2 separate regions of the Homo sapiens genome follow, and region 1 is linked to region 2. Evidence: read pairs that join two places in POLR2A ChIA-PET (ENCODE). Cell type or tissue: Panc1. All regions are shown on one strand. Each heading gives the region's core, and the rest is flanking DNA. Links, peaks and the distances in the headings are about the cores only.

What was found. Peaks named below come from ENCODE experiments on the same cell type or tissue, not always from the same donor. Only the 100,000 strongest peaks of a DNase experiment are listed, where the experiment ranks them.
Region 1: POLR2A ChIA-PET joins it to region 2 with 13 read pairs; 2 of 35 experiments call an interaction of 5 or more read pairs at or near these places.

Annotation. Positions count from the first base shown.
Region 1 is chr10:119,377,960-119,393,432 of GRCh38, reverse strand. GRK5 (G protein-coupled receptor kinase 5) reads right to left here. Exons shown (of 16, transcript NM_005308.3): 3 at 12,506-12,618. It overlaps MIR4681 (microRNA 4681), which reads right to left and starts at 15,461; the gene lies at 15,390-15,461. RefSeq lists an enhancer at 1,458-1,958. In Panc1, for the core only: no CTCF peak of the experiment used is centred there; no DNase peak of the experiment used is centred there.
Region 2 is chr10:119,233,971-119,249,443 of GRCh38, reverse strand. All of the region lies in intron 1 of GRK5 (G protein-coupled receptor kinase 5), which reads right to left. Among named protein-coding and RNA genes, the nearest start is that of GRK5-IT1, 33 kb to the right of the region's middle. RefSeq lists enhancers at 6,945-7,511, 8,180-8,681, 13,811-13,870. In Panc1, for the core only: no CTCF peak of the experiment used is centred there; no DNase peak of the experiment used is centred there; H3K4me3 peaks cover 825 bases; H3K27ac peaks cover 2,761 bases.

The DNA of each region.
Region 1 (15,473 bases), core at 2,873-10,872, 150 kb before region 2:
TCAGCCTCAATAACCAGCTAAAAATACTCTTGCTGTGGGTACTAAAACCCACGTTAAAAAAATAACATCCCTTTCAGGTCACCTGCCTCCCGGCAGAGGCCCCGCCGGTGGATGGGCACGCAGGTCCACAGGGCGGCAGAGGGAGCACGCGGGGACAGGCCTCCCCTGCCGGGATCAAAAGGCCTTTCTCAAAGAGTCCGTGCCAGGCCACCACTTGAAGAGCATTTGTGTTGGGAGGTGGAAAACGGATGGAAGGCCTCCAGCTGGGCTTTTCGCACTGATTAAGACACCTAGTGACAGGCCATGTCTCCACAGTGGCCCCCTGAGGGGAGTCCTGAGAGGCCACCTACAGAGGAAAGGTACCATGGTGGCTCCCCTGGATGGGCCGAGCTCAAGGCAGATCACACTCCACACGGCTGGGGCCACCCTGGAAACCACTGCCCTGAGAACACCCTTGCCCAGCTGGTGGGAGAAAGCTTAAACCAGCTTAACCAGCAAACGTAAGCAGCAAGTAAGAGTGTGCCAACAACCCAGAATTTTACAATTAGATGTAGCTTGGGAAATAGCAGCCAATGATTTCAATGAAAAGAAAGGTAAACTGTATGCAAAGAGTGCCCTCGTGACCTCCATCTGCAAGAGAGTCCCTTCCAACCAGAGAGAGAGAGATGGGCCTTGTCCCCTCCCCGAAACACAGGCACCTCTGCTGTTCTGTTCATTTAAAGCTCTCTTAGCCAGGGGCGGTGGTTCACACCTGTAATCCCAGCACTTTGGGAGGCCGAGGCGGGCGGATCACCTGACGTCAGGAGTTCGAGACCAGCCTGCCCAACATAGTGAAACCCCGTCTCCACTAAAAATACAAAAAATTAGCCAAGCATGGTGGCAGGTGCCTGTAATCCCAGCTACTTGGGAGGCTGAGGCAGGAGAATCGATTGAACTCGGGAGGCAGAGGTTGCAGTAAGCTGAGATTGTGCCATTGCACTCCAGCCTGGAGCTCTCCCTGCCCAGAACTCAGGTCTAACAGCCACGGTGCCAGGGAGCACCCATGACAATCCATAATCCAGATACGTGCCAGGTGCCAACAGGGAAGACACCACTGAATGAGCCTTCTCCCTGCATTGTGATTTATGCCAAACACAGGGGTGGCCTTTGCGGGGAGATGCTGCTCTAACACAAAATGCAGACTATTACATTGAGCTTAAGGAACAAAGAATTATTTCTACATCTGTGCCTTCCAAAGAGTGGAAACATCTATGTGCATCTTAGTTTATAGCCCTAATACTTCATTCTCTTGGCCTGCCCTAATTGCATCATCAATCTCAGAATCTGCCAGGAAAAATATGTCCTGGCTATGAAGACACATTTCCTTCAGATGCTTTTAAGAACCTGCCACGTTTTCAAAGAAGCCGGCCCTAGGTTTAGAAAGGGCAGTCTGGGCTGAATTCCTCCTGGCCTTAGACTAACTTTAGATGTCACCTCCTTCTCCCAGGAGACCTTCTTCTGCCCTAACAGGAAGATGAAGTCAGAGATGCCATGAGGTCTTGCCACCTCCAGCTTCTGTAATTATTGATGTGGTCAGCTTTTCCAGAGTCCTTGAGGCAGGGACAAGTGACACGCCTGGTCAGCACAATGCTCACCATGCACCCCGCTGGAGAAACACCTGCATCCACCCCCACGGCCCCAGCTTCTCGTGTGTGCTGACCACGTGGGCCGCCCCTCCAGAGCCCCTCTAGCCCTCTCCCACCCTGCTGTGGGGGTGGAGTGGTGGGGTGGTTTTCTGCTGGCTCCGTCCCCGCCTGGGCACCGCAGGCTCCCGGACCCTCTTCTCCAGACCCGACTCCTGTGGGCAGTCTTCTCCCACGATCCCGCGTCAGTCCCTTCCCTTGGCCCTGCAGGTTGCGGGGTGGTGGAGGCTCAGGGGTGTTGCATCAGCAGCTACTGATTTCCCTCCCACGCTTTGTAAATAGGCCCTCATTAAACTCCTCCATTCACACATGGGGCCGGCCATCTGTTTTCTGCCAGGACCTGGCTGATGCCCTGCACGGTGCTTCAGATGGGTGGGCACTGGCCTTGCTTCCTTTCTGCTCCCCAGTGAGAATGGCGAGCAGTGCATGATGGGGGTGTCCCCCAGGGGCCCCAGGGTCAGACGTACCTGGTCAACCCCAGAGCTTGTGCCCGCCTGGGCAAAGTGTTCTCTAGTCTCTGGCTCCGGCTCCCATCTGAGCGGCCCTCTCAGGCCTCAGTCAAGAGGGATTCACTGGCCCAACTTAGGGCAATAGATGGGATGGAACCTGAGAAGGGAGGGAAGAATGGACTCCTGTCCACATTGGGTGGAGAATGAAAGTGGTAGGAGCAACTCCAGATTTCCTGAGGTACCACAGCCACCAGCTTGTGAATTGTGGCCTGGCCAGAGTCAAACACTGAAGAGAAGGCAGGAGGGAAGGGGGGCTGCATCTCTCCACGTGGTGGAGGGGACAGGCTCGCCTCTCTCAGAGGGAGGGGACAGGCTCGCCCATCTCAGGGGAAGTGATAAGCACCCCAGTGGCAGAGGGTGACATGGTTTAGCTGTGTCCCCACCCAAATCTCATCATGAATTGTATCTCTCACAATTTTCTTGTGTTGTGGGAAGGACCCGGTGGTGGGAGGTAATTGAATCATGAGGGTGGGTCTTTCTGGTACTGTTCTCGGGATAGTGAATAAGTCTCACGAGATCTGATATTTTGTTTGTTTTTTGAGATTTTGAGATGGAGTCTCACTCTGTTGCCCAGGCTGGAATGCAGTGGTGCAATCTCGGCTCACTGCAACCTCTGCCTCCTGGGTTCAAGTGATTCTCCTGTCTCAGCCTCCCAAGTAGCTGGGACTACAGGCGCACGCCACCATGCCCAGCTAATTTTTGTATTTTTAGTAGAGATGGGGTTTCACCATATTGGCCAGGCTGGTCCCGAACTCCTAACCTCAAATGATCTGCCCATCTTGGCCTCCCAAAGTGCTGGGATTACAGGATTACAGGCTGAGCCACTGCACCTGGCCCGATCTGATGGTTTTATAAAGGGCAGTTCTGCTGCACACGCTCTCTTCTCTTGTCTCCCGCCATGTGAGACGTGCCTTTCACCTTCCATCATGACTGTGAGGCATCCCTAGCCACATGGAACTGTGAGTCCGTTAAACCTCTTTCTTTTGTAAACTGCCCAGTCTTGGGTATGTCTTTAAAAGCGGCCTGAAAACGGACTAATACAGACGGGCTGTGCCATCCTGCTTCCTGTCTGCCCCATCACTTTTCTCCTAAGAGCTCCACCCATCCTCACCCCCACCAGCTGCTTTTCCTCCTTCCCTCTCAGAATTGTTTCTCTGTCTCTGCATCCAACCAAGGATCTAAAGGCTACCAGGAAAGGTCTTTAACTTTCCCCATTACTCTTTTTGTTCTAAGTGAAAACAATCCCAGCCTAACCTAGTTCAACAAAACTGTAAGCTCCTGGCTCCTGGAATCTGAGGATGAGCTGAACAAACAAATTGTGGGGAAATCAGAAAAGCAGCTGGGCCAAGAGCCCAGAGACCAGGGACACAAGCACTTCTGTAGCCCCCATGATCTGTGTGTTGGGTGTGTGTGTGTGTGTGTGTGTGTGTGTGTGTGTGTTGCTCATGATCTCTGGGTGCTGACTGGCTTGTTCCAGTGTAGGAAACATGGCAGTCCACAGTTCCCAGGGTTTTTATGTTAAGCTTTCTCTAGCAGGGAAGAACTTCCCCTTGAGGCCATCAATTCCAGGGAAAGGACTCGTTGGCCTGCCTTGGCTCACAGACCCCCTCCTGCTCCAGTCAACTGCAGCTTGGGGGTGACATCATTAAGAACATGGCAGCTTCTAGGACAGCCATGTTATTTGGGAATGCGGGTGGGGCACCCAGGAGACTGGATGATCCCACAGATGTGCACTATATAAACCCATTTTAGAAGTGGCACTTTTTCAAGACAGCCCTGCTCCCGGGGTCTGGCTTCCTAGATGTTCTGACTGTCTCTATGTGCACCTGAAAAACTATAAGCACCCTCCACTCTTCCCATTTTGGGGGATCACACCAGTGAGAGAAAGACAAAGACAAATACTGGATTCTCATAAACAAGAGAAGCAGAATACTTAGCCCCCAGTGAGGCAGAGTGGATCATTTCACAATAAAATTTCAAATGGTCAGGCACATCTAAAGCCAGGTGATAGCCCACTAATTTTATTTCATCACCTAGAGTCTAGGCTACTTAGCAGATAGGAATGCCTCTTAGCATTTCCTATATGAGATTTCATTTGTTGTAACCTCATATTTGTAGTCGCCTGCCTCCAAGGTGGCCTTCAATAATCCTTGCCTCATTACTCATGCTCTAGGAAAGTCTCTTTCCATATGAAACAGGGCTAACCAGTGCCACCAGTATGATATTAGGGAAATGGTGTAGATGCTCTAAGGCTAGGTCATAGAGGGCACTGCAGCTCCTACCATGTTCTCTTGGATTGCTTGCTCTGGAGAAAGCCAGCCATGTTGTGAGGACACTCAAGCAATCCCATGGAGAGGCTCCCTCCTGCCAACAGCCAGCACCAACCTGCCAGGCATGTGAATAACTGTGGATGCAGATCCTCCAGCTACGGTCAAGCCTTCAGATGACTGCAGCCCAGCCAACTTCTTAATATCTCACCTCATGAGAGACCTTGAGCCAACAGCACATCGCAAAGCCATGCCCAAATTCCTGACCCACAAAACCATCACCTAATAAAGGTTGACTGTTGTTTCAAGCCACTATATTTTGAGGTGAACTAATACTGTGTGGGCCTCAGTGGCTCATGCCTGTAATCCCAGCACTTTGGGAAGCCAAGACAGGCAGATCACTTGAGGTCAGGAGCTCAAGACCAGCCTGGCCAACCTGGTGAAACACTATCTCTACCAAAAATACAAAAATTAGCTGGGCATAGTGGCGCACACCTGTAATCCCAGCTACTAGGATGGCTGAGGCACGAGAATCACTTGAACCCAGGAGGTGGAGGTTACAGTGAGCTGAGGTCACACCACTGTACTGCAGCCTGGGCAAAAGAGTGAGACTCTGTCTCAAAAAAGAACAACAACAAAAAACCCAAAGCTAATACTGAACAAATATTTTAACTTGTAGCTGGTGTTGCTTAATTCACTGCAAAATTTTCCTTGGCCAGGTACAGTGCCTCATGCCTGTAATCCAGCATGATTCCACTTTGGGAAGCCAAGGTGGAAGCATCACTTGAGGCCAGAAGTTCAAGACCAGCCTAGGCAATACAGAGAGACCCCATCTCTAAAAAAAAAAAAATTTAATTAGCCAGGCATGGTGGCCTGCGCCTGTAGTCCCAGCTATTCAGGAGGCTGAGGTGGGAGGATTCGCTTTGGGCCTAAGAGTTTGAGGCTACGGTAAGCTATAATCATACCACCGCACTCCAGCCTGGGCAATAGAGTGAGATTCCACCTCCTAGAAAAAAAAAATCTTCTTTATTTTTTTAATCTTTCATTTAACCAGAAAGCAAGCTGCACAAGGGCAGGAACTTAGTTCTCCTGTTCATTGTGTTCTCCCAACTGCTAGAACAGAGCCTGGCACACAGGAGCCACCCCATAAATGTGCCCTGGGTGAATCTGGTTCCATATCTGCCAAACATCCCTCAATCCCAAAGAGAAGAGACCTGAACCCATTAAGTCTCACCCAAGTGTGGAGATAAGATGGTTTCAAATGAGCCAGCATGTGGTCAAGGCTCCCAGGGAACAGGTTAGAGAGAAGTCCATCAGTCTCCAAGATGCCACAGACTCTTTGCCCTGTGGGGGCTGACACTAGCCTAGACCCTCTTCAATCCCCTGACCAGCTGGGCAAACTCTTTGCCCTTTAGAGACCAGACCTAGTCATGGCTTAGGTCACTGACTCCATTTCTTGCTGAGAGGACAGGTGGCAGTGGCAGGAGAAAAGTCTTTCTCAGGTTCCTGGAAGACCCTTGATAACCAACACCAAAGGCCAAACTCCCCCTGCAGTCTAGTAAATGACGCGCAAACAGTTCTGCTGCCCAGAAAATCACCTGGGCCGTCATTAAAAAACAGCTGCAGCCTTCCACTTGACTTGAGAAATGTGGACATTAAGACTGCACAGAAGGCCGGGCACGGTGGCTCACGTCTGTAATCCCAGCACTTTGAGAGGCTGAGGCAGGCGGATCACTTGAGGTCAGGAATTCAGGACCAGACCAGCCAACATGGCGAAACCCCATCTCTATTAAAAATACAAAATTAGCTGGGTGTGGTGGTGCGCACCTGTAATCCCTGCTACTCAGAAGGCTGAGGCAGGAGGATCACTTGAACCCAAGAGGCGGAGGCTGTAGTGAGCTGAGATCGCACCACTGCACTCCAGCCTGGGCAACACAGTGAGACTCTGTCTCAAATTAAAAAAAAAAAAATACTGTGCAGGAGAGGAGCCTTTCCCAGGGACTACATCAGAGTCCAACGAGGACAGGTTATTTTTAAAAGCTCCACTTGGTAGAAATTCAACAGAGAGATGGGAATGGCGTGGATGGCGCTGGCCGAGTCAGGCAGCACCCGGGGCGCTACTGCAACACCAAGGACCCCGCCACCTCCTCCCTCCTCTGGGTTCCAGTCAGGATGGAAGAAAAAACGGATTTTAGACGAGAAGTTACGCCAGCCCTGGAAAACTCAATAAAGTCTCCGTGCGTAAAAGAGGTGTTCCAGAGGCTGGTCATTTGACGTCAAGATGGGCGATGAAAAAGTCTCGCTAATTCCCAGGGATGCAGATGAAAACGCAGAAGGGAGCGGGTCGGCCCCTCGTGAGTGGCAGCTTCATTAGGGTAGATGTGAAGAGCATTTGACGTGCTGACACAGGAGCCAGACTCACATTTCCTTTCCAAAAAACAGCTCTTGGTACAGGCCCAGAGAGAGGGAACGATGGCACGACCAGAATGAAAATGGGCATCCATTGGATTTTTTTCCCCCCTTTTCAAACTGACTGTAAGTGTCTAACAAAACACGTGGCTGGAAAATTCCACCGACTCCTAGGCTTAGCCTCACTCTGCTCTGCCTCATCAACTCTCTAGATGGCTCCCAAAGCTGCTGCTGCCTCCTCTTTTCCAAATGGGGAGCAGCCCTTGGTCCGGGGCATCTTTTGTCCTCACGCTTCTCCATCCACGTGGATTTGTTTCCTTGGTGAGCTCCTCCAGCCCAGGGCTCTCTAAACACCAGCTATATATGTGTTGACAACTCCAAGGCTGGGCATGGAGGCTCATGCCTGTAATCCCACCACTTTGGGAGGCCAAAGCAGGCAGATCACTTGAGCCCAGGAATTTGAGACCAGCCATGGCAACATGGCAAAACTCTGTCTCTACAAAGAATACAAAAATTAGCTGGGCGTGGTGGTGTGTACCTGTAGTCCCAGCTACTTGGGAGGCTGAGGCAGGAGGATCACCTGAGCTCGGGAGGCAGAGGTTGCAGTGACCTGAGATCACACCACTGCACTCTAGCCTGGGTGACCGAGTAAGACTCTCAAAAATAAAAATTAAAAAAAAAAAAAGTTGACAACTCCCAATTTTCCATTTCCAGCCCAGATCTTTCTCATGAAGCCTGGCTTGAACACCCATCTCCCCTGGAGCTTCGCCACTCAAGGATCTGGTGGACATCCCAAGGCGCGTGTGCCTAAAACGGAGCTCTTGATTTTCCCCACAAGGTGACCCTCCTGCAGCCTCATCCTTACTCCATCTTTCCATTTGTTCAGGTCAAAACTTTGAAGTCTTCCTTAACTCTTCTCTCATCCCCAATCCATCAGAGAATACACCTTCCACACAAGTCTCAAATCCAACCACTTCTCACCACCGCCAGGGGCTACTAAGATGGCTTGAGCCACCAGCTGCTCTCACCTGGACTGCTGCAACAGCCTCCTAGCAGATCTCCCTGCTCCCACCTCAGCCCCTCAAAGCCTGCTCCCAACATGGAAGCCAGAGGGATTCTTGAAAAACCTAAGTCACAGATGGGCATGGTGGTGCACACCCGTATTTGCAGCTACTTAGGAGGCCAAGGTAGGAAGATCACTTGAGTCCAGGAGGTTGAGACTGCAATGAGCTACGAACCCACCCCTGCACTCCAGCCTGGATGACAGAGTGAGACCCTGTCTCATAAATAAAATAAAATAAAATAAAATAAAACCCCAAGTCAGACCATGCCACTGCTCTGCTAAAAACCCTCCAGTGGCTCCCCCATTTCACCCAAAGTCAAAGTTCTCTGATGGCACAAAGTTTTACATGATCACCTCCTCTCCTACCCCCTCTGCCCCTCCTCCCTCCCCTCCAACTGCGGACACTCGTGCCTTCAGGCCTTTGTGCTGGCTGTTCCCTGCCTGTAACACCCTTTCACCACATATTCACTTGGCTAACTCCTCCAACGACTTCCTGGTCCTCAGTCAAATGTCGCCTTTTCAAAGACTCCAATGCTGACCATCCTACTTCATGATACAACCAGCCTCCCCATATCCAAACTCCCAACCTCCTTTAACCTGCTCCAGTTGTTTTTCCATCCCAGTTCTCACCTTCGAACATTCCATGTCATTGGCTTATGATGCTCATGGTCTCAGAGGCAGCATGATGCAGAGGAAGGAGCCTGGACTGGGAGCCAGGAGACCTGGGTTCTGGGCCTACCTCTGCCCCTCACATGCTCTTTGACTCTAGGCAAGCCACCAACCTCCACTGGGCCCAATCTGAGCATCACTCAACTGTTACGTGTGGCACTGTGGGCTGAGGATTCACAGACCATGGGCCACGTCTGTGCCACAAAGAGGCTCTGGCTAGTGGAGGAACAGGCACACAGACCCCTCAATGGCTAGGTTCACTGAGCCTCAGTGCTATTCCAGACATGGTTGTGAGCGGTAAGAACTCATGTAGTCTCTACCTAACACCTCGCCCATCATCAGATACAGCTATATCCCCACTTACAGATGAAGACACGAAGTACACGAGGGGTTAAACACCTGCCCATGGTCTCACCAACAGATGGTGGCAGAGCCATTTTGTCTTGGCATCCTATCTCTGGAGGCTGCACTCTGCATCATGCACCTCTGCCAGCACGGGGCAGCAGTGTGGCTCAGGTGCATGTGAGAAGCAAGCACCCACAGCAGAGGGGCACAGCAGGAGAGAGAGGAAGAGGGAGATCGGGAGGGCCTCTGAGAACAGGGGACAGAAGGACAAGTAGGCATTTGCCAGGCAAATGGGACTGTGGGGAGGATTTCAGGCAGGGAGGCCTGAGGGAGCTAGGGCCAAGAGGCTTGAACTGTCCTGGCAAGTCAGAAACGCCAGAAGTGGGTGGTCGGGCCAGAACACAGAGCTGAAGAAAGACTCCGGGAAGGCCAACGGTGAAAAGGTGGGCAGGAGCTGATGCTGGAAGATCTGGTAAGTCAGCCTCGGAACCTGGACTTTATCCTAGATGTCATTACTTCCCAACCCTGGATACACATTAAACCCCTGGGAGCTTTGAAAAATGCCAATAGGTGCTAGAATCGATGGCCTAGTGGTAATAACCCTTGTGCCAAACTGTGGCCTGCAACTGCTATGTCCCAGTAAAAGGAATCACAGCTCCTCTGAGAAACAATGGATCTAGTACAAGATGAGCCCAGAACCCTGCGTCATATCAGACAGCAAGGAGACTACTGATAACTGCTGGAGCCCAGCCAGGGACTCAGAAGCCAACCTGGAGAGGCCCCCACTAGCCACTGATGAGACGATGAGCATCAGTCAGGATAATGACTACAGTGCAACAATACACACGCAACATGTTTAAAACCACAAGTTAAAAATAGTTACTGCTACTGGAGGATGGTAGTGAACCAGTTTGGTATTTTAGAAACATTAATGCGAGAAAAGAATCAACCATTTCCTCTATGAACTTTACCACTGGGTCACCACATGGTCATCAAAAGGAAGTGCCTCTGTTGGCAAATGAAGAAGGAATGGCAGAATTAGAATGTTGCCATGTTGCAAGCCCTTGTTAATTAACAGATTCAGGTACAGACTAGCAATAGCTGCTACCATTTCAAAAAGAAAGACAACCAGATGGTGTATGTCCCCTGATGGAAGAACATGAAACCACTGAGGAAGTCGAATCCCACTCCACCCTGCAAAAACGGAAACCGAATTTGGTCAAGTTTCTAGATCCAACTAGCAACGTATAAGAAATATAAAGGAGCCAGGCCAGGCGCGGTGGCTCACGCCTGTGGTTCCAGCACTTTGGGAGGCCGAGGTGGGTGGATCACGAGGTCAGGAGATCGAGACCATCCTGGCTAACACGGTGAGACCCCATCTCTACTAAAAATACAAAAAATTAGCCGGGTGTAGTGGCGGGCGCCTGTAGGCCCAGCTACTCGGGAGGCTGAGGCAGGAGAATGGTGTGAACCTGGGAGGCGGAGCTTGCAGTCTGCTGAGATCGCACCACTGTACTCCAGCCTGGGCAACAGAGCGAGACTCCATCTCAAAAACAAAAAAAAAAGAAAGAAATATAGAGGAGCCTGTTAAATGACATTTAGGGATAAGAATACAAAATTCAGACTGTGGGAAGCTCTTCTGTAGGAACAACAAATGTATTACAAAGGGGGATGGATGGTTATGGGGGAGCCTAGAGTCAAGAAAACATCAACAGATCACAACGTGTGGACCTTAGCCAGACCAGTTCAAACAAATACACATAAAATGTATGAGAACACTGGAAATCTGAATACTAACATTTGATGATAGGAAAGAATTTTTTAAGCTGTGATAGTACTATTTTTTAAAGAGCTCTTATTCAGAGATACATAATGAAAAGTTCACAGATGAGATAATATGTGAAAATTGCTACAAAGTGTTACAGAGTAAAGGATGGAGGAATGGATGAAAGAAGATTGGCCATGAGTTCATAATTGTGGGTTCATAAAGGTGGGGTGAAGGGTGCCTGGGGGTTCATTACACTATTCTGTCGACTTTTACTTTTTATAGCTTGAAATTTTCCATAATAAAAAGTTATTAAAATACTAGGCCCCACCTCCAGAGATTCAAATTAATTGGTCTGGGCTTCAGCTCAGGCTCTGGTGTGTTTTTAAGGCTCCCCAGGTGTTTCTAACGCCCAGCTAAGATTGAAAACTACTGTAATCACTCACACAAGAGGCGCCAAGAGCCTGCCCGAAGCCCAAGGCAGAGCCTCCCCTAAGCCCAAGGCAGAGCCTCCCCTAAGCCCAAGGCAGAGCCTGCAGAGGGGAGGGAGCTGGCCTGGGCAGGGTCAAGGAGCCAAGCACATGAGCCTGATCAGGTTGGGGAAGGACGAGGAGGGGAAGGCATCAAAGAGTGCAAAGATTTCAGGCTCGGGTGACTATAGGGTGCTGGTCACTGGAACAGGTAATGTCTCAGGGCTGGTAGCTTTGGGGTCCTGGGAGAAAGTCCTGAGTGCATTTGGGACTTACTGACTTTAAGGGGGCCTTTGTGACTTCAGTGGAGATGTCCAGTGGGCAATTTGGTTTGTGGGTCTAGAGATGCACATCGAGATCTTGAAGCAGATACAGAGACTTGAAACCCTAAAGGGTTGTCCCCCAAACTGAGATAGAGGTCGGGATGGCTGCAGCCAATGGTGGCATGAGGGCCCTTCAGGAAACAGCAGCCTCTCGGCCCCTGCACCTGGCGGGGAGGGGAGGGGCCTGGATGACTTCACACCCTTCATGACCGCTCTCCACTCCTCTTCCTTCCCTCTTGTCCTCCTTCCTCGGATAGAAACCCAAGGGCAGTTGGCTGAACCGAGGTGCCCAGGCTCCCCGGGCAGGTGCAGAGGAACTCCTGACTATTCCCACAACCTGTCTTAAAAGCCCATGCAATCAATCAGCATTTGTTAAACAAAGAATAACAAGCACATGTGAAGGAAGACTCCATGGTGTCAGGCATGTCATCCATGCCAGAGCCCAGTGGAGCCATTGGTGTCAGACCGGCTTGACAGCCATGTGCTTCATTTGACATGTATTGAGTGCCCATAGATTCTGGGCACTGTGTGAGGCAGGTATGAACAGGAAGCCCAGGGTCCTGCCCTCAGGGAGCTTGCATTCTAATGGGGAAGCAGACAATAAACAATTGTACAAACAGACAAAAGCTTTGGAATTCTATAAAATGGGTTCTCAGCTGGAGGAAGGGGCCTTGAGATCCAAGAGCTAGGCCTAACTTCCCCAGGCACTGCCTCCCATAATAACCCAGGCTTCCAGAATCAAAGAGCTGATAGGGCTCCACTTTATAGCAATAGCAACTAAGGTCCAGAGGGGAGGGGGCCCACCCAAGGTCACCCAAGGTCACCCATGTGTTTAGATCCTCAGACAATTTTGCATTCCTAATCAAAGTCTGTAGTGGGAGTTTTGTAAGCAGTGAGTTTATTCCTCAGTCTTCTAACCCATGAGATCTATTTTTTCCTTTGAGCCAAAACAATCACTGATCACAGAGGACCACAGGACCATCCCTCAGGAGCAGGAACTTACCACGGAGTCCAGGAACTGAATGTAACACTCCAGCCCAGGCCTGGTTTCACAAAACTGCCGGAAAAGCAGCCTCCCGATTGGCTGCTTGTCACATAAACTGCAGTAATCTCTGTCTGGAGACAAGAAAAGAAGAATGTGATGAGACCCAGGAGAAGGCCAGGCAGGGCCTTCCTGTCATTCCCACACCTGGGCTCAGAGCCCTAGATGGATGGAGGAAGGTGACTGGCAAACTCTCAGAACGCCTTCTTCATTTCATGGTCTTCACAGACTCAGAGAGACGTCAGTGTAGAAGAAGGCACCAGTGATGACCCAGCCTCTACTCCCCACCCCACACCCCCAGTCCAATGCTCTGATTTCTGTATGGACATGCCAGCAGTTCTGGGGACTGTGATTCCATCTCCTTGGTGGCCATTAAGCACATCACATTCTCTGATTACAGTGACTGGATAAGGGTGGCAGGCCTGTAATGTAAGCCAGTCGAATCAGAGTGGACTGCAGACTCCCTGGGAACACTGGAGCAGAGGTGCTCTCTTCCTCTGGAGGTCATGGTGAGTGGGTGTGAAGCCAGGTGCTGCAGCAGTGTTCTTGACACTGCAAGAAAAGCCGCGATGAGGATGAGCCTGACACATCAAGGAGGTGAGAGCTGGGAAATTAGAAGAAGTAGAGTTGGTGCCCTGGTGATGTCATGAATCTCTGGATCAAACCATGCCTGTAGCTCAAACCATATCTGAAAAGCTGATTTATGAGACAACACATTCTCCTTGTTTAGGGCAGTTTGAACACTTTTAGAAATTACTTCTAATTCAAAGCATCCTAATGGATACAGTTTTTAAAAATCATTTTTGCCCAACTGGAGAAAAGCCCAGTCTTAGGATGCTTCAAATTATGAAAACCCTGACTTTTCCAGTTAGGCACTAAAGGCACAGAGACAGGAAGTCACCCGCGCTTACCCACTCAATAGCCAAGAGGGTTCTGAAGAGGAAATACTGCAAGACTCCCACCAAGAGGCCCAGAGACCATGGTGTTAGCCAACAATTTGCTGTGTTACTTCAAGCAATTCACTTGCCCTCTCTGGGCCTCTGTGTTCTCCTCTGAAAACAAGAAGGGCATGCTGGAGTTGGGATGGGGGCCCTTTCCCTTTTGGTTCTTCCTGCAGTGATGCTAAAGCCTCTCCAAGAAGTTCTCTCTGGCCAGGAAGATACTCGAAGGAACCACTGAAACATGCTGTCTCAGGCTCTCTGGAGCACGGAACACTAGGCCATCGATGTTGCAGCTGCACGGGACACAGTCGGATGAGTTCGTGGGAAACAGGGAAGAGGGCGATAGAGCCTGGGAAGGACAGCAACTTGCAGGGAAGGGATGACTATAGTCTACCTGGTGTAGAGGAGCTAAGACACCATCCCCCCTAGAAAGGATTTCTCTTGAGATACGCCAGGCAACAAGGGGATATGAACACAACCACTGCGCTGGCACACTTTGATTCTTAGTCTCAAAATGCTTATCCACAGGATGTAAAGCTATGGCTTGCCGGGAGGGAGGATCTCGTGGTAGCTGTGAGTGTCAGTGTGGGCTCTGGAGCTAAACTGCCTTGGTTTGAATCCCAGCCCATCGCTCACTGCCTGTGTAACCTGGGGCAACAGGCTTGACACTGCCCCTCAGTTGTCTAGTCTGTAAACTGCGGACGGTAAGCAGACCTAACTCCTAGGACCGTCCCGAAGAATGAATAAGACAATACATAGAAACCACTCAGACCAGATGCTGGCACATTAATAAACCCCATTTCTCATCGTTATGGATGTGATAATTTGGTCTGTTCCATCTCCCTTTCCTTTAGGGAACCTCCTTTCTCCCAGTCTGCACCAATTCAACCCAAGCCTCTGAATCTAAAAGGGGAGCTGACGCCTCCCATGCTACGGAGACAGGCACGTGACTCAGTCACAGCCAATCAAAAGGCCTCTGTCTCCTGGCCACAGTGCTACGGTCACGGATGGACACGTCACTTAGTCACAGCCAATCAGAGGCCTCTCTCTCTGGCCATAATGACAGGTTCAAGGGTGGCCATGCCTCAGTTCTAGCCAATCAGGTCAGGGCCTGTGATCCGTGGGGGCCCCGGAGTCCTCCCAGGGCTTTTGCCAGAACTTCCAGGAAAGACACTGTCTGTTCCCTGGGATGCCAGCAGGGTTCTTGGGGATGACTGGTCAGCCGAGGGCTGCTGAGACCGCCTTCCCCCCACGCAGCGAGAGCCCACGGAGGCGCAGCCCGCACACAAGCGGAGATGAGCGGAGAGAGGAGCCCTGAAGGCAGCCCGCCCTCCCGGGCATTTATTCACCACACGGGGACACGGCCTCAGCACTCCGCTGTCTGCCTCCTGGAACGGAAAGAGCCGCGGCCAGGCCCCCTTCTTTCATGGGTAACCTACCTGAGGGCAAGGTTTTTTTGGGAGGAATTCGCCCGGTCTAAGTAGCGTATGTTGAAGAAGGCACTCTAAAACGTTTCATTCTCTCCCGAGTGAGTATTTGGATCAGCATGGATGAGCAACCTGCCAAGTCCCCTCTTGGCCCACTCTCAAATGGTTTTGTGGCTCCAACTAGCCCTGGACTGCAGCCTAAACTCTGCCCTTCAGCCGTGGGCGCAGTCTCCACCGCTCCCAGCACAGATGGTTCACAAATAGCCACTCCAACAAGCATTTAGCCTCAGTGTGTGCCAGGTTCTGACGGGGAGGGGTACCTAGGGATGTGGTCCCAGCCCGCAGGGAGCTTGGACTCAGATTGGAGAGGTCAGCAGGAGTGTGTGTGGGTGAACAGACAAGATCTCAAATGACAGTAATAAAATGTCAAGCTAGATGAGTGTGATCATCAGCCACAGTAGGGAACCTGGTCTCAGCGGCCTGTGACAGGTCTGCAGCCTGCACCTGTTAGCACAATGCCCTGCAGATACAGCCTGCATTCCCGTTGCCTCCCACTCAACA
Region 2 (15,473 bases), core at 4,064-12,063:
ATACCTGGTGTGTCACATAATATTTATTTGATATATGTACTAAGTAACTTAGATAAGCCTACAAAGTAGGTATTCTACATATGATATTTATTTGATATATATATTAAGTCACTTCACCCTACAAGGTAGGTATTATTAGTATCTCCTTTTTGTTTTTCGTTTTTTGTTTTTTGAGACGAAGTTTCGCTCTTGTTGCCCAGGCTGGAGCACAATGGCACGATCTCGGCTCACTGCAACCTCCGCTTCCTGGGTTCAAGTTATTCTCCTGTCTCAGCCTCCTGAGTAGCTGGGATTACAGGCACCCGCCACCATGCCCGGCTAATTTTTTTGTATATTTAGTAAAGACGGGGTTTCACCATGTTGACCAGGCTGGTCTTGAACTTCTGACCTCAGGTGATCCACCCACCTCAGCCTCCCAAAATGCTGGGATTACAGGCATGAGCCACCGCGCCCAGCTAGTATCTCCATTTTAAAGAAAAGAAAGTTGAGACATGGAGAGATTAGTAACTTGCCCTAGGTCAGAGGTCGGCAAATGTTTTCTGTAAAAGGCCAGATGGTAAATATTCTAGGTGGGCCATATGGTCTCTGTCACAACTACTCAATTCTGTGGCATGAAAAAAGCCCTAGATAATAGATCCACAAATGAGCATGCTGTTCAACAAAACAAGTTAATGGACACTGAATTTTGAATTTCACACCGTTTTCATATATTAGGAAATACTTACCTTTTTTTTTTAACCATTTAAAAATGAAAAAATCAGTCTTGCCTCACAGGCCCTACAGAAACACAGCGGGGTGGATTTGCCATGGAGGCTATAGCTTGCCACCCCCTGCCCTAGGTCACTCATCTAGTCTAAGTCCTGTTTCAAAGCCAGGCAGTCTAAGCTCCACAAGGCACATTCATAATCTCATGCTATCATTGCTTCATTTAGTATCAAAAAGAAAGGGTGAGGAAATGGCTCAATAAATTAGGAACAGAATTCATATTATGGAACGCCCTGCAGGATTAAAAAAATGTCATCTGCACATGGGCCAGTGTGAAGGAACTCTGGATGTGTAAGTGAAAAAAGCAAGCTGTACATCAACACACACATCATGACCCTCTTTTTATGGATCAAAAATAACGACAACAGCCAGCGATAGTGGCTCACTTCTATAATCCTAGCACTTTGGGAGGCAGAGGCAGGAGGATTGCTTGAGCCCAGGAGTTTGAGACCAGCCTGGGCAACATGGCAAGACCCTTTCTCCACACAAAAATTTAAAAATTGGCTGGGTGTGGTGGTACATGCCTATAGTCCCAGCTCCTTCAGAGGCCAAGGTGGGAGGATTGCTAGAGTCCAGGAGGTTGAGGCTGCAGTGAGCTATGATCACACCAGTGCACTCCAGCCTGAGACCCTGTCTCAAAAGAAATTAAAATAAAAATAAAGCTAATTACGTATTTGTGTGCATATGGATATAAACACTTGTTCACTCACATATAAACAGTCAGCATTTAGAAAGATGTCTGGAAAGATTATCACCAAATGTCAGCAGCCAGGCAGGGTGGGGGGGACTTTCATGATTGTCTGTATATATATGTGCCCCTATAATTTGAAACTTTTACATCCCAAATGCATCCTTCTATTATGTGTATCATAAAAGAAAATGATTGAGGTACTAGTTACAAGTCACCACTTGCCAACACACTTTGAGCTCTCTGAGCAGTTTCCATGTGGCCCCCTCTAAACAAAAGCTGGTTACAATTAATTATGGCAGGACAAAGACATTTTTTCCAGAGGGCAAAACAAACAAACAAACAAAGGTGGCATAAACTATAGTAAATAAACATAGCTGTGTCTCTTTGACCATCACCAGTGATTTTGTTTTAATTGCTATTAAACATGTGCATGACCTAACCTTCTCCAGACACTATTAACCTCCAACCCCAGGATGTCGGTTGTAAACAAAGCCTTCAAGGGTTTCATCTGGTGTGTGATAGTCCAGGCATAGCTTTCCTGACTACATAAACTTTAATTTATAAAGTTATTTTGGTTTGCTCCACTGGCATGAACATAGCTGAAGGGGGAGTCATCGACTGTGGAAATGAGATTTCCCTCAGTGCCAATTTTAAATCCAGCCTCCAGGTCATCGTATTTTTCTGGATGCTTCTCACAGTCACATTTTTTGTTTGTTTGTTTTACATGAAAGAGCACATTCCCTTTCCCCAAGTCAGGTTTACCATTTTCCATTGCTCTTATTAAACGTATCTTATTCTAATGGAATGTTCTCAGAGTTTCCGCCCTCCGCTGGCCTGGGTAAGAGAGGTCTGGAGTTGGACGCCCTAGGACGGACAGTCACTCAGATGCCGAGCTCCAGGCCATTGCCAAGCACCACCTCATCACAACTGCAGAAAGCAACGGGGTACAAAATCCCATCCTCGGGCCAGGGCACGGATCTGACCCCGGCATCCCAGATTCCTTCTCAGATCTGGATAGAACCCAAGAGGCTCTCAGCGAGGCCCTCTGTGCCAGTTAAAACAGCAGCTGGCTGAGGCAGTGTCTGAAGGTGCGGAAATGCAAATCCACGAGGAGACCAGCCCTTCTCAGGTGACATTCCCATCAGAGCTGTGAGGGCCTTCTGTTGACCAAACAGTGAAGGTTTTCAACCCCAAGCAACACCTGCTTTGGAAGGTGCAGGAGGGAGCTTTAAACCTCAACTAGGTATGCCATGCTAATCCCAAATTCGTGACATAATTGTACGCTCTGCCACACAATTCTAGCCGATGTCTGAACTGGGCCATCTCATTGTGGCCTCCAGACACCACTTCTTGAATGTGGCCATGACCAACATCCTTGGCAGATTAACTGGTGATAGGACATTACTTAACCCTTAACCCAAGGCAATCTTAATTCCTCTTTTGTGATGGGATCAATTTTATGTTTTCCAAATGCTTCCCATTACATCAGGAACAAAAAATAAACTATTATAAAATTTACATGATTTGGTATACACATACAGTCAGCCCTCCCTATCCACAGGTTCCACATCCATGGATTCAACCACCCTCCAACTGAAAACTCTTGAGGGGGAAAAAAAAAGCCGTCTGTACTGAACACATATAGACTTTTTTCTTGTCATTATTCCCTGAACAACACAGTATAACAACTATTACACAGCATTTACATTGTATGAGGTATTATAAGTAATCCAGAGATTAGAGTTTGGATGATGATGTGCATAAGTTATATGTGAATACTATGTCACTTTATATCAGGGACTTGAGCATCCATGGATTTAGTATATAAGGGGGGACCTGGAACCAATGACCAAAGGATACTAAGGGATAACTGTATATTTTTATTGTGATTTTAAAAAACACAACATGAGATCTGTTCTCTTAACAAATTTATCTTTTTTTCTTTTTTTTTTTTTTTTTTTTTTTTTTGAGATGGAGTCTCGCTCTGTCACCCAGGCTGGAGGGCAGTAGCATGATCTCGGCTCACTGCAGGCTCTGCCTCCCGGGTTCACGCCATTCTCCTGCCTCAGCCTCCCGAGTAGCTGGGACTACAGGCACCCGCCACCATGCCCAGCTAACTTTTTTGTATTTTTTTAGTAGAGACGGGGTTTCATCATGTTAGCCAGGATGGTCTCAATCTCCTGACCTCGTGATCCGCCCGCCTCGGCCTCCCAAAGTGCTGGGATTACAGGCGTGAGCCACCGCGCCCGGCCTTAACAAATTTTTAAGTGCACAGTATGATTAACTATAAGCACAATGTTATACAGCAGACCTCTCAAACTTTCTCATCTTGTATATCAGAAACTTTATACCCACTGAGCAACAATTCTCCATTTCCCTCTCCCCTGGCAACCACCATTCTCTTATGAGTTTGACTACTATAAATTTCTCATATGAATGGAATTGTGCATTATTTGTTCTTCTGTGACTAGCTTATTTTACTTACGATAATGTCCTACAAGTTCATACATGTTGTGGCTATGGCAGGATTTCCTTTTTAATAAGGCTGGATAGTATTCCATTGCACGAACACGCCACAGTTTTTTCATTTCATTCATTTACCTATAGACTTTGAGGTTGTTTCCACCTCTCGGCTATTATGAATAATGCTGCAATGAACAAGGGAGTGCAAATATCTCTTTGAGATCCCGATTTGAATTCTTTTTTTTTTTAAGAAAGAGTCTTGCTCTGTCGCCAGGCTGCAGTGCAGTAGTGCGATCTTGGCTCACTGCAACCTCCGCCTACTGGGTTCAAGAGATTCTTCTGCCTCAGTCTCCAGAGTACCTGGGACTACAGGCACACGCAACCACGCCCAGCTAATTTTTTTGTATTTTTAGTAGAGACGGGATTTCACCATGTTGGCCAGGATGGTCTTGATCTTCTGACCTCGTGATCCACCCACCTCGGCCTCCCAAAGTGCTGGGATTACAGGTGCGAGCCACCGCGCCCAGCCTTGAATTCTTTTGGATAAAAACCCAGAAGTGAGATTGCTGGACCATGTGGTAATCCTACTTTTAATTTTTTGAGGAACCTCCATACTATTTTCCATAGTAGCTGACTATGCTATTTTATATCCCCACCAACAGTGCACAACTGTTCCCATTTCTCCACATCTTCATCAACAAGTTATTTTTTGTTTTTATTATAATATCTGTCCTAACAGGTATGAGGTGACAGCTCATTGTGGTTTTTTGGGTTTTTGTTTTGTTTTGTTGAGACAGGGTCTCAACTCTGTTGCTCAGGCTGGAGTGCAGTATTGCAATCACAGCTCACTGCAGCTTCGACCTCCTGGGTCCAAATGATCCTCCCACCTCAGCCTCCTGTGTAGCTAGGACTATAGGCCCAAGCCACCATGCCCGGCTAATTTTTTGTTTTTTCTGTAGAGATGGGGGTCTCACTTTGTTGCCCAGGCAACACATTGAGGTTTTGATTTGCATTTTTCTAATGACTAGTGATATTGAGCATCTTTTCATATACTTATAGTCATTTGTATACCTTCTTTGGAGAAATGTCTGTTCAATTCCTTTGCTCATTTTTTAATCAGGTTTTTTGTTGCTGTTGTTGTTGTTATTGAATAGTAGGAGTTCCTTATATATTTTGCATCTTAACTCCTTATCAGACACATGATTTAAAAATATACAATTTACTTTAGAGCAGTGTCTTATGGTCTATTAGAATATAAATTTTTCAGTCATGTTTATATCAAGGGGATGGCAAGATAAGGCCTGTGGGCCAAATCTGGCCCAACACCTGTTCTTGTAAATAAAGTTTTATTGGCACACTGTCATGCCCATTTCTTTAGGTATAGCCTGTGGCTGCTTTCAAACTACAATGGCAGAGCTGAGTGCCTGCAACAGAAGCCATATGGCTCATAAGCCTTAACTACTTATCATCTGCCCTTTATAGAGACAGTGTACTAAACCCTGGTAGCTACTATATGATCAAGCTGAAGAGCATGTCTACTTTGTCCCCAATCATAACGTGACAGAAAGGACACCTCTGGGTCAGATTATGCTCTTTTATAAACTATGATTTTTGTCATTGAAAACAACTATAAAATCTAGGCTCCTACCACTCAGGCAGAGAAGTGACTGATGAACCACTAGGTCCTATCAGGGGTGCCTCGTGCTCACACAGTTGTGGTTTTCACTGTGTGGCACTCCTTCATCCCCTTCTTCAGTAAGTCATTCCACATGACCCCCACCATCCTTCCCAAGAGAGTCCTTTCCGTGACTTTCCTGCTGGTTTTCAGAAAAGAAGCTCTATTTGCCTTGGGGTTGTTAAGCAAGCTGTTCTTTGACCCCCTGACCCAGCCAAGAATTAAGCAGAGGAAAGACAAGCAAGCTGAGAGATAGGGACAGAAAGAAAAAAAAAAAAAAAAAGAAAAACTGGGAACATTGTTTGAATCCTTGGATCCAGAAATCCAGGAATACTCCCAGACATATGAATCCATAAATTCTCTTTTTTGTATACACTAATTATATTTGAGTTGCTATCAGTTGCTGTCAAAGGGTTTCTAAGCACTATAGTTGGGATTTTGTAATGTTCTACTTCTTGCATTTATGAGTTTATATATTATTTTTCATGATTCTATATTATTTTAATAGGTACATAACCCATCAGATGGGACAAACTCGACCTGGCCACCTAACATGCCGACACAGAGCACACCTCCCTGGGTGCCACAATCCTGCTGTATCAGTCCATTTTCTGAGATGGAGTCTTGCTCTTTCACCCAGGTGGGAATGCAGTGGTGTGATCTCAGCTCACTGCAACTTCCACCTCCCAGGTTCAAGCAATTCTCCTGTCTCAGCCTCCTGAGTAGTTGGGATTACAGGCACACCTCCATGTCCAGCTAATTTTTGTATTTTTAGTAGAGACAGGGTTTCATCATGGTGGCCAGGCTGGTCTTGAACTCCTGACCTTAGGTGATCCGCCTACCTCACCCTCCCAAAGTGCTGGGATTATAGGCGTGAGCCACTGCGCCTGGCCTATTAGTCTGTTTTCACATTGCTATAAGAACTGCCCGAGACTGGGTAATTTATAAAGGAAGGGGGTTTAATTGACTCACAGTTCAGCATGGCTGGGGGCGGGGGGAGCTCAGGAAACTTACAATCATGGCGGAAGGCAAAGGGGAAGCAAGACACCTTCTTCACAAGGTGGCAGGAAGGAGAAGTGCCAAGCCAAGGGGAAAGAGCCCCTCATAAAACCATCAGATCTCATGAGAACTCACTCACTATCACAAGATAGTTCACAAGAACAGCAAGGTGGAAACCATCCCCATGATTCAATTTCCTCCAACTTGTCCCTCCCTTGATACGTGGAGATTATGGGGGTTACAATTCAAGATGAGATTTGGGTGGGGACACAAAGCCCTAACCATATCACCTGCTTTGGTGTATCTCGTGTGCAGCAGACACACTGGGCACCATGATGCCAGGGCAGCTCTTGGATGCAGGAGAGCACTGTCAGCCAGTCAGGTACCCAGCTCACTGACAAGCTCAGGTGTGGCCAGGCAGGCACCAGTGCTCGGCAAGACTGCCTTCCTGACGTCAATGCAGCACAGCTTGTGGGCTTTCAGCTATGAAAAACCTACATCATTCCTGCCCCCGCTCCGATTCCATCCCTCAGAGCTGAGACTAAGCTAGATCGGGCTCCCCACCTGGCAGTAAAACTTTTCCACTCAGCATTCAATCTCTGGTCACTCAGTCGTTATTCTTCTTTAATAGGGTGTAAGTTATTAATAAAGGGGACCAAAATATGCCACCCGAAAATATACCACTTTGGCATAAGAATTGTTTTCAGCTGAAGGCAATTAGCTCTCTGCCCTTCTTCTGCCTAAAAGCAGGGCATAAATTTCTACTTGTAAAGATGTCTCCCTCCTCCCCCACAGCAGGAAGAAAAGCAGACAACTCTTAGCACCTGAGACAACTCTTACCTACTAAACAACCCTTATTTACCATACATTTCCTCCCCTTACCTTCCCATGGCTTCCCTACCCTCCAGAAGCCCAAAACTCCTTTTCTTTTTTAGCCTAAGATGGTATATAAGCCCCAAATCCTAGCTGCCTCCTTGAGCCACATTTCCCTATGAACTCCAGTGCCTAAGAATCCAATTAAATCCATTTTTTCTCTTGTTAATCTTTTGTCAACTTCATTTGTAACCCCCAACCAATGAACCTAAGAGGGCGGAGGAAAACGGCTCTTCCTCCTCTCCACCTGTGTGATTTGCAGGCCATTCCCTCAAGCAGGCAATTCCACAATCAAGGCAAAGACCATGTTCCCAGCCACCCCGACTGTCTCAGGGCCTGGGCACAGTGAAAGGCTCACTGGGTGAATGAATGAACATCCCCTATGTGCCCACCACTATGCCAATTTTCACAATTATATACAACACTACCATCAACTCTTTCCACAGCTATGCCAGCTTCATTTTCGTGAAAGGTGTTCTGAAAGAAGTTTGCAGTTAACGGTGTGGGACAGAATTTGAAGAAAGACCCGCATCAGGAAAAGCTAGTTGAACATTTTGGCAAAGTCTTATTGAACCTGTCAGTTGCTGACAGGGCTGGGAAGAGAGTGCACTAAAGGCCATCTGGCATGCATCCCTGACACAAAGGTGTTCTAGGGTCACTTTCCCCTTTTGCCCGTAGGAAACCGCAGTCTATGAGCACAGGGACCACAGAGCCAACCCCTCACGTGGCCTTTGCTCTTCTCCATTTGATTCTCACAGAAGCCCCGGGGATAGATGACGGCACCCTGCCCACGTCACAGACGAGGAAGCTGAGGCCGGAGGAGGAGGGCTATCTGCTACAGGTCAGTCCACCAGGAAGCACGCAACAAGGGACTAGAACACGGATTTTTTTCCAGTCTCCGATCTCCACCCTTTGCAATAGTCCACGGTTAAGGAGAGAACAAGTGGCCCCCAGCAAAGGGTTGAGAGCCCCCGGCACAATCCTGCCTGCTCCGACCCCAGAGCCCTTTGGCCTGGGCATCTGCATTCCTGGATGTTCTAGATATGCAGCATTCAGTCATGGTCCTTTTGCCTTTCAAAACTGCTCCTGGCTGGGCACAGTGGCTTGAGCCTGTAATCCTAGCTACTTGGAAGCTAGGGAGGCTGAGGCAGGAAGATTGCTTGAGCTCAGGAGTTCAAGTCTAGACTGGGATACGTGGTGAGACCACGTCACTTAAAAAAAAAATTGCAATCTATCCATCTGACAAAGGGCTAATGTCCAGAATCTACAAAGAACTTAAATTTACAAGAAAAAAACAACCCCATCAAAAAGCGGGCAAAGGATATGAACAGATACTTCTCAAAAGAAGACATTTATGTGGCCAACAAACATATTAAAAAAAAGCTCATCATCACTGGTCATTAGAGAAATGCAAATCAAAAACACAATAGATGCCATCTCATGCCAGTTAGAATGGTGATCATTAAAAAGTTGGGAAGGCCGGGCGTGGTGGCTCATGCCTGTAATCCCAGCACTTTGGGAGGCTGAGGCGGGCAGATCATGATGTCAGGAGGTCGAGACCATCCTGGCTAACATGGTGAAACCCCGTCTCTACTAAAAATACAAAAAAATTAGCCGGGCATGGTAGCAGGCGCCTGTAGTCCCAGCTACTCAGGAGGCTGAGGCAGGAGAATGGCATGAACCCAGAGGAAAGAGCTTGCAGTGAGCGGAGATCCTGCCACTGCACTCCAGCCTGAGTGACAGAGTGAGACTCCGTCTCAAAAAAAAAAAAAAAAAAAAAAAAAAAAAGTCGGGAAACAGATGCTGGAGAGGATGTGGAGAAATAGGAATGCTTTTACACTGTTGGTGGGAATGTAAATTAGTTCTACCATTGTGGAAGACAATGTGGTGATTCCTCAAGGATCTAGAGCCAGAAATACCATTTGACCCAGCAGTCCCATTACTGGGTATATACCCAAAGGATTATAAATTATTCTACTATAAAGACACACGCACACGTATGTTTATTGCAGCACTGTTCACAATAGCAAAGACTTGGAACCAACCCAAATGCCCATCAATGACAGACTGGATAAAGAAAACATGGCACATATACACCATGGAATACTATGCAGCCATAAAAAAGGATGAGTTCACATCCTTTGCAGGGACATGAATGAAGCTGGAAACCATCATTCTCAGCAAACTAACACAGGAACATAAAACCAAACATTCATAAGTGAGAGCTGAACAATAACAACACATGGACAAAGGGAGGGGAACATCACACACCGGGGCTTATTAGGGGGTGGGGGGCTAGGGGAGGGATAGCATTAGGAGAAAAACCAAACGTAGGTGATGGGTTGATGGATGCAGCAAGCCACCATAGCACATGTATACCTATGTAACAAACCTGCACGTTCTGCACATGTATCCCAGAACTTAAAATATAATAATAAACCAGGCCTAGTGCAGTGGCTCATGCCTGTAATCCCAGGACTTTGGGAGGCTGAGGCAGACGGATCACCTGAGGTCAGGAGTTTGAGACCAGCCTGGCAACACGGCAAAACCCCATCTCTACTAAAAATACAAAAAATTTAGTCAAGTACGGTGGCAGGTGCCTGTAGTCCCAGCTACTTGGGAGGCTGAAGCAGGAAAATCGCTTGAAACCGGGAGGCGGAGGTTGCAGTGAGCTGAGATTGCACCACTGTACTCCAGCCTGGGTGACAGAGTGAGACTGTGTCTCAAAAAAAAAAAAAAAACCTTCTGCTCCTTAAGGACCTGCCCCATGTGACAGAAGGCAGTTCAAGCTCTTGTTATCCCGAAGCCCCAGCATGGGAAAGGCCCTTAACTGGGGAGCTCTTTTATTTATTTCATTTATTTTATTATACCCGACTTGACTTTTAAAATAAGCTTCTCAGTAACAAAACCTCCTTTCTCTCTTTCCAGCAAGGAGTCAGGCTCTGAAGGTTGCACATGTCATTTAGATTACAAAAAAGAAAACTATATATATAATTAAATGAAAAATCACGTTTCTCTAATGCCTTGGCTTCAACACCCCCTTTTCCAAAACAAAGTTTTCTGCTCAGCTTTTTCTGCTCTTTCATGGTAGAGTAACCATCAACTTTATTGCCCAAACAGGGACCCTTTCAAGAATGAAAGGGGATTCTATTAATCCTGACACTGGCCATATGACCACCCTTCTCCGGGGTCATCATTTCTCATCAGAGCCCAGAAGAATGTGGCTAACCAATTCCAGATGGCAAATTAGAGTGCATCAATCTCAGGCCTTGAAAGAGTCAACCCCCGTGCAGTTCACTTTTAAGTAAAAGTGATATTCTCTTTGCTCGACTCTCTGGCACTGAAGCTCAGGTCAACGGCGCGAACCCTACATGTCTAAGAGAAGGCGGGTGTTTTCCTGCATATTGTCCAAGAAGCCAAAGGATCCAGGGATGCTTTATTTCTAGCAATAATCCTAATGTACTGAGACTAAACGCAGTTCCAGAAATTTCTCAGGCGGTTGAGGGGTGGGGTGTGTAGTATCAGAACAAAGAAGGCTGGGGAGACCATTGGGTCCATCCCAGTGCCAGGCAGGGCCACACCCTCCATTCCAGATGAAATCAAGTACCTGCTATTTATTTTAAACCTCCAGAGGAAATCGCGCCACCTCCCTGGATGAGCCAGTCCAAAGTTTAATTGAGATCTTCAGCAGAAGGCCCCCCGCTTCCCGTCCACCCTCCACCCAGGAAACTGATAAAGTCTGACCCTCCCGGCTGTCACCAGCACAGCAGAGGGCAGAACTGTCTGTCACCCCATCTACTGTGAGGGGCACACTCTCCTCTTCAGACCAGAAAACCCTCTCTGGACCCAGGAAATAGTCAGGACATGAAACAGAAAAACACGCACACAGAAAGCAACCTCCTTCCTCCCTAGATCAGCACCCCCTCACCCTCAAGCCCTTTAGTTCGTAAGTTTAAAGACAGGAAATGCAAGAAGCAAGGCTTAGAGCCCTTTCCATGCCTTAACTCCAGCCCCTTCCTCCATCCCTCAACTCCAGCCCCTTCCTCCATCCCTCTCTCTCTTGACAGACAGACAACCCATTAACAGCTGGCCCATAATAGTCTTTCCTGTAAGAACATGTAAACAGCATCATTCAAGCTGAAACTTGGGCATTTCCCAGCGCACTTGCTTCCATTTCCTTTGTCCTTTCTATTTTCCAGTGTTCCCATGGGGAGTGGGGAAGGCTGAGATGGAAGGGTCTCTCTCTCTTCCCCACCCCACCCGACCTGCCCTCCTCAGTTCCCTCCCCCTCTCCGGCTCCCTGAAGTTGAAAGGCCTTCAAGCCCCTGAATACTTCTATCAAGTAGCTTTCTTTATCACTTTTCATTTCCTTGAAGAAAGCCCTTCCCTTTAGTATGCTGGAGACTCCAAATCAATGCCTGCCATCTCTTCCATTCCAACATAGTCCTATTTCTAAGAATCCATATAGGGTTTTTGCCTCTTCTCAGCATTAAATGACAAAATCAGTGCCTATTGAAATTATGTTTTAAGTCAGTCCTGTGCTGGCCATAGTGCTTATTTTTTCAAATGAGAATTTGTTCTTTTTAGATCACTTGCAGTTTGTAAGGCAAATACAGGCCAGGCAAGATGGCTTACGCCTGTAATCCCAGCACTCTGGGAGGCCAACGGGGGCAAATCACTTGAGTGCAGGAGTTCGAGACCAGCCTGGCCAACATGATGAAACCCCATTTCTACTAAAAATACAAAACTTAGCTGGGAATGGTGGCACATGCCTGTAATCCCAGCTACTCAAGTGGCTGAGACACGAGAATCACTTGAACCTGGGAGTCGGAGATTGCAGTAAGCCAAGATCGCGCGGCTGCATTCCAACCTGAGTGACAGAGTGAGACTCCGTCTCAAAAAAAAAAAAAAAAAAGGTAAGGCAAATACACTACAGAAGACAGGCCCTGAAACCAGAGGCTGGTCAGGTGATATAAATGAGTAAAGGGGACTTGATATGAGACAAGAGGAACTATTGTGGCCTGTGGTAAAAGGAAGAGACTGGAATCTTGCCACAAAAGAGACAATCAATATTTAACTGCACTTTGGGAGGCCAAAGTGGGTGGATCACCTGAGGTCAGGAGTTCGAGACCAGCCTGGATAACATGGCAAAACCCCAGCTCTACTAAAAATACAAAAATTAGTCAGGTGCAGTGGCGTGTGCCCAGCTACTTGTGAGGCTGAGGCAGGAGAATTGCTTGAACCTGGGAGGCAGAGGTTGCAGTAAGCCAAGATCATGCCACTGTACTCCAGCCTGAGCAACAGAGCAAGACTCCGTCTCAAAAAAAAGAAAAAAATTAACTGCAGACAAATGCTGCTACACAAAAATTCTTACCTAATGTCGCCAAAACTTTGAATTATCTAAAAGAAGTCTTAAATCAGAAAGGTTACGTGAAATTTCCCGATTTTTAAAATAGTGTGTAGGGGCCAGGCGCAGTGGCTCACGCCTGTAATCCCAGCACTTTGGGAGGCCAAGGCGGGCGGATCACGAGATCGGGAGATCGAGACCATCCTGGCTAACACAGTGAAACCCCATCTCTACTAAAAACACAAAAAATTAGCCAGGTGAGGTGCGGGCGCCTGTAGTCCCAGCTACTCGGGAGGCTGAGGCAGGAGAATGGCGTGAACCCGGGAGGCGGAGCTTGCAGTGAGCCGAGATCGCGCCACTGCACTCCAGCCTGGGAGAGACAGCGAGACTCCGTCTCAAAAAAAAGAAAAAAAAAATAGTGTGTAGGTCAGTTTGCAACCTCTGGGCTAGACAATAAGAACTCCTGACCTCAGGTGATCAGCCTGCCTCGGCCTCCCAAAGTGCTGAGATTACAGGACAATAAGGAGCCCACTGCAACCTGGGCCCTGGCACTATTTGGCACCGTTAATATCTGCACAAGAGAACACAGTCCAGCAGCAGCAGCCACGGTCTAAGGGATGGGGGACAGCCAGGCATGGGAATGGGTATATGGCCCAAGAGAGGCTCCACCCAGGGGTTCGGGCCCCTGAACCATCTGGAACTTGGCTGTAAACCTCCATTAGCCTTTGGTTACCTGCCAGCCCCTCAGGAATCTCCTGGGGCAGAATCCAGGTGCTCCTAAAGTCACCATTTACACAAAGTACTTATTGAGCACCTATTGTCTACAGACATACACAAAAAGAGCAATAAAAAGACACAGGCCCTGTTCCCATGAAACTGATGGGCTGTCAGTCCCCAAGTCCACCTTATTTCTCAAGTAAATCCTAAATATAACACATTTTCAAAAAGGAAAAAAAAACTGTCAGAAATTACTCAAACAGATGTCCCTGTACCTTCACGTTCAAATGATTCATGCTTTTTGTTATTGAGCCAATTCATGAGCTTCATGGAGTCTGAACAACCCGAGTGTGCCTTGTAAGGGGCCCTCAATGAAAAAACAACTGGTCCCAGACTCCCACTCTGCAGCACTTGGGACACAGCCAGCCAGCCCACAAACAGCAGTGCATTTGCTTTTCTCTTCACCGAGGAACTCATTTACATAGACTTGATGGTGTGATTTTGTTTCTAAACCTGGCTCTTTTGCTTTAACATTTTCCAATTACTTACATGCTAGTGAGTTCCAGGATATGGTTTTCCAGGGATAATAGGCAAATCAAGTTGCTATTATTCTCTGTCCACCTTGTTCCCCCTCCTGATTTGTTTCCCTAGTATAAATCTACACATGAAGAACATCACCACTGATGAAAGCCAGATTTAGAAATTACACTTATCCCAGCCTGGGCAACATGGTGAAACCGTCTCTACAAAAATAAAAAAAATAAAAAAAAATTAGCCAGTCCTGGTGGTGTGCACCTCTAGTCCCAGCTACTCAGAAGGCTGAGGTGGGAGGATCACCCAAGCCTGGGAAGGCAGAGGTTGCAGTGAGCTGAGATGGTGTCACTGCACTCCAGCCTGGGCAACAGAGTGAGACTCCATCTCAAAAAAATTAATTAATTAGGCCGGGCGTGGTAGCTCATGTCTGTAATCTCAGCACTTTGGGAGGCCGAGGCAGGCTGATCACCTGAGGTCAGGAGTTCGAGACCAGCCTGGCTAACATGGTGAAATGCTGTCTCTACTAAAAATACAAGGCGTGCACCTATAATCCCAGGTATTCGGGAGGCTGAGGCAGGACAATCACTTGAACCCAGGAGGCAGAGGTTGCAGTGAGCCGAGATCGTGCCACTGCACTCCAGCCTGGGTGACAGAGCAAGACTCTGTCTCAAAAAATAATAAGAAAAGAAAAGAAGAAAGAAAAGAAAAGAAAAAAGGGGAGGGAGAAAAGAAAAGAATAGAAAAGAAAAGGAGGGGAGGGGAAGGAGAAAAGAAAAGAAAAAATTACAGTTATCACCCATTCTTGGCTTCCAAATTAAATTTAAGACACATTATCATTTCAAATCCACCTGAAAAAAGTAACCCCCAAATGTACTTTTGCCTCCTACTGACGGTGGAACTTGGGCAAGATTCCTAAGTCTTCTGTGCCTCAGCTTCCTCGTTTATAAGATGGAATTAACCAGTTGTACTTGCCTCATAGGTTTGTGGCAGAATTGAAATAAGACATGTAGAGTAAGAATGAACTACTTTTAGTAATATTTTTTGTCAACACCAACGTGAGGAACGTGGTGGTTAAAAAAGCACAGACTCAACGGGCTGGGTTCAAACCCTGGCTCTTCCATCAACAACTGTGACCTTGGGAAAGTTTAGGAACCTCCCTGAGCTTCTGTTTTCTCATCTGTGGAATTAAGATAAAAATAATATTTACCTCCGAGGGAGGCTGTAAGGAGGTTCTGACATGCATAAGCAGTGTATTAGGTTTACAGCTATTTTGGTGATGATGAAACCAAGGCTAATGGGAGGTGGCACCCAGCCCTAGAGCAGCTGGCTATATCATACGTTCACAGATATGCCCAGGCCCCCACAAGGAAATAGATGGGGGATCAAACCAACATGTGTGTGGACAGAAT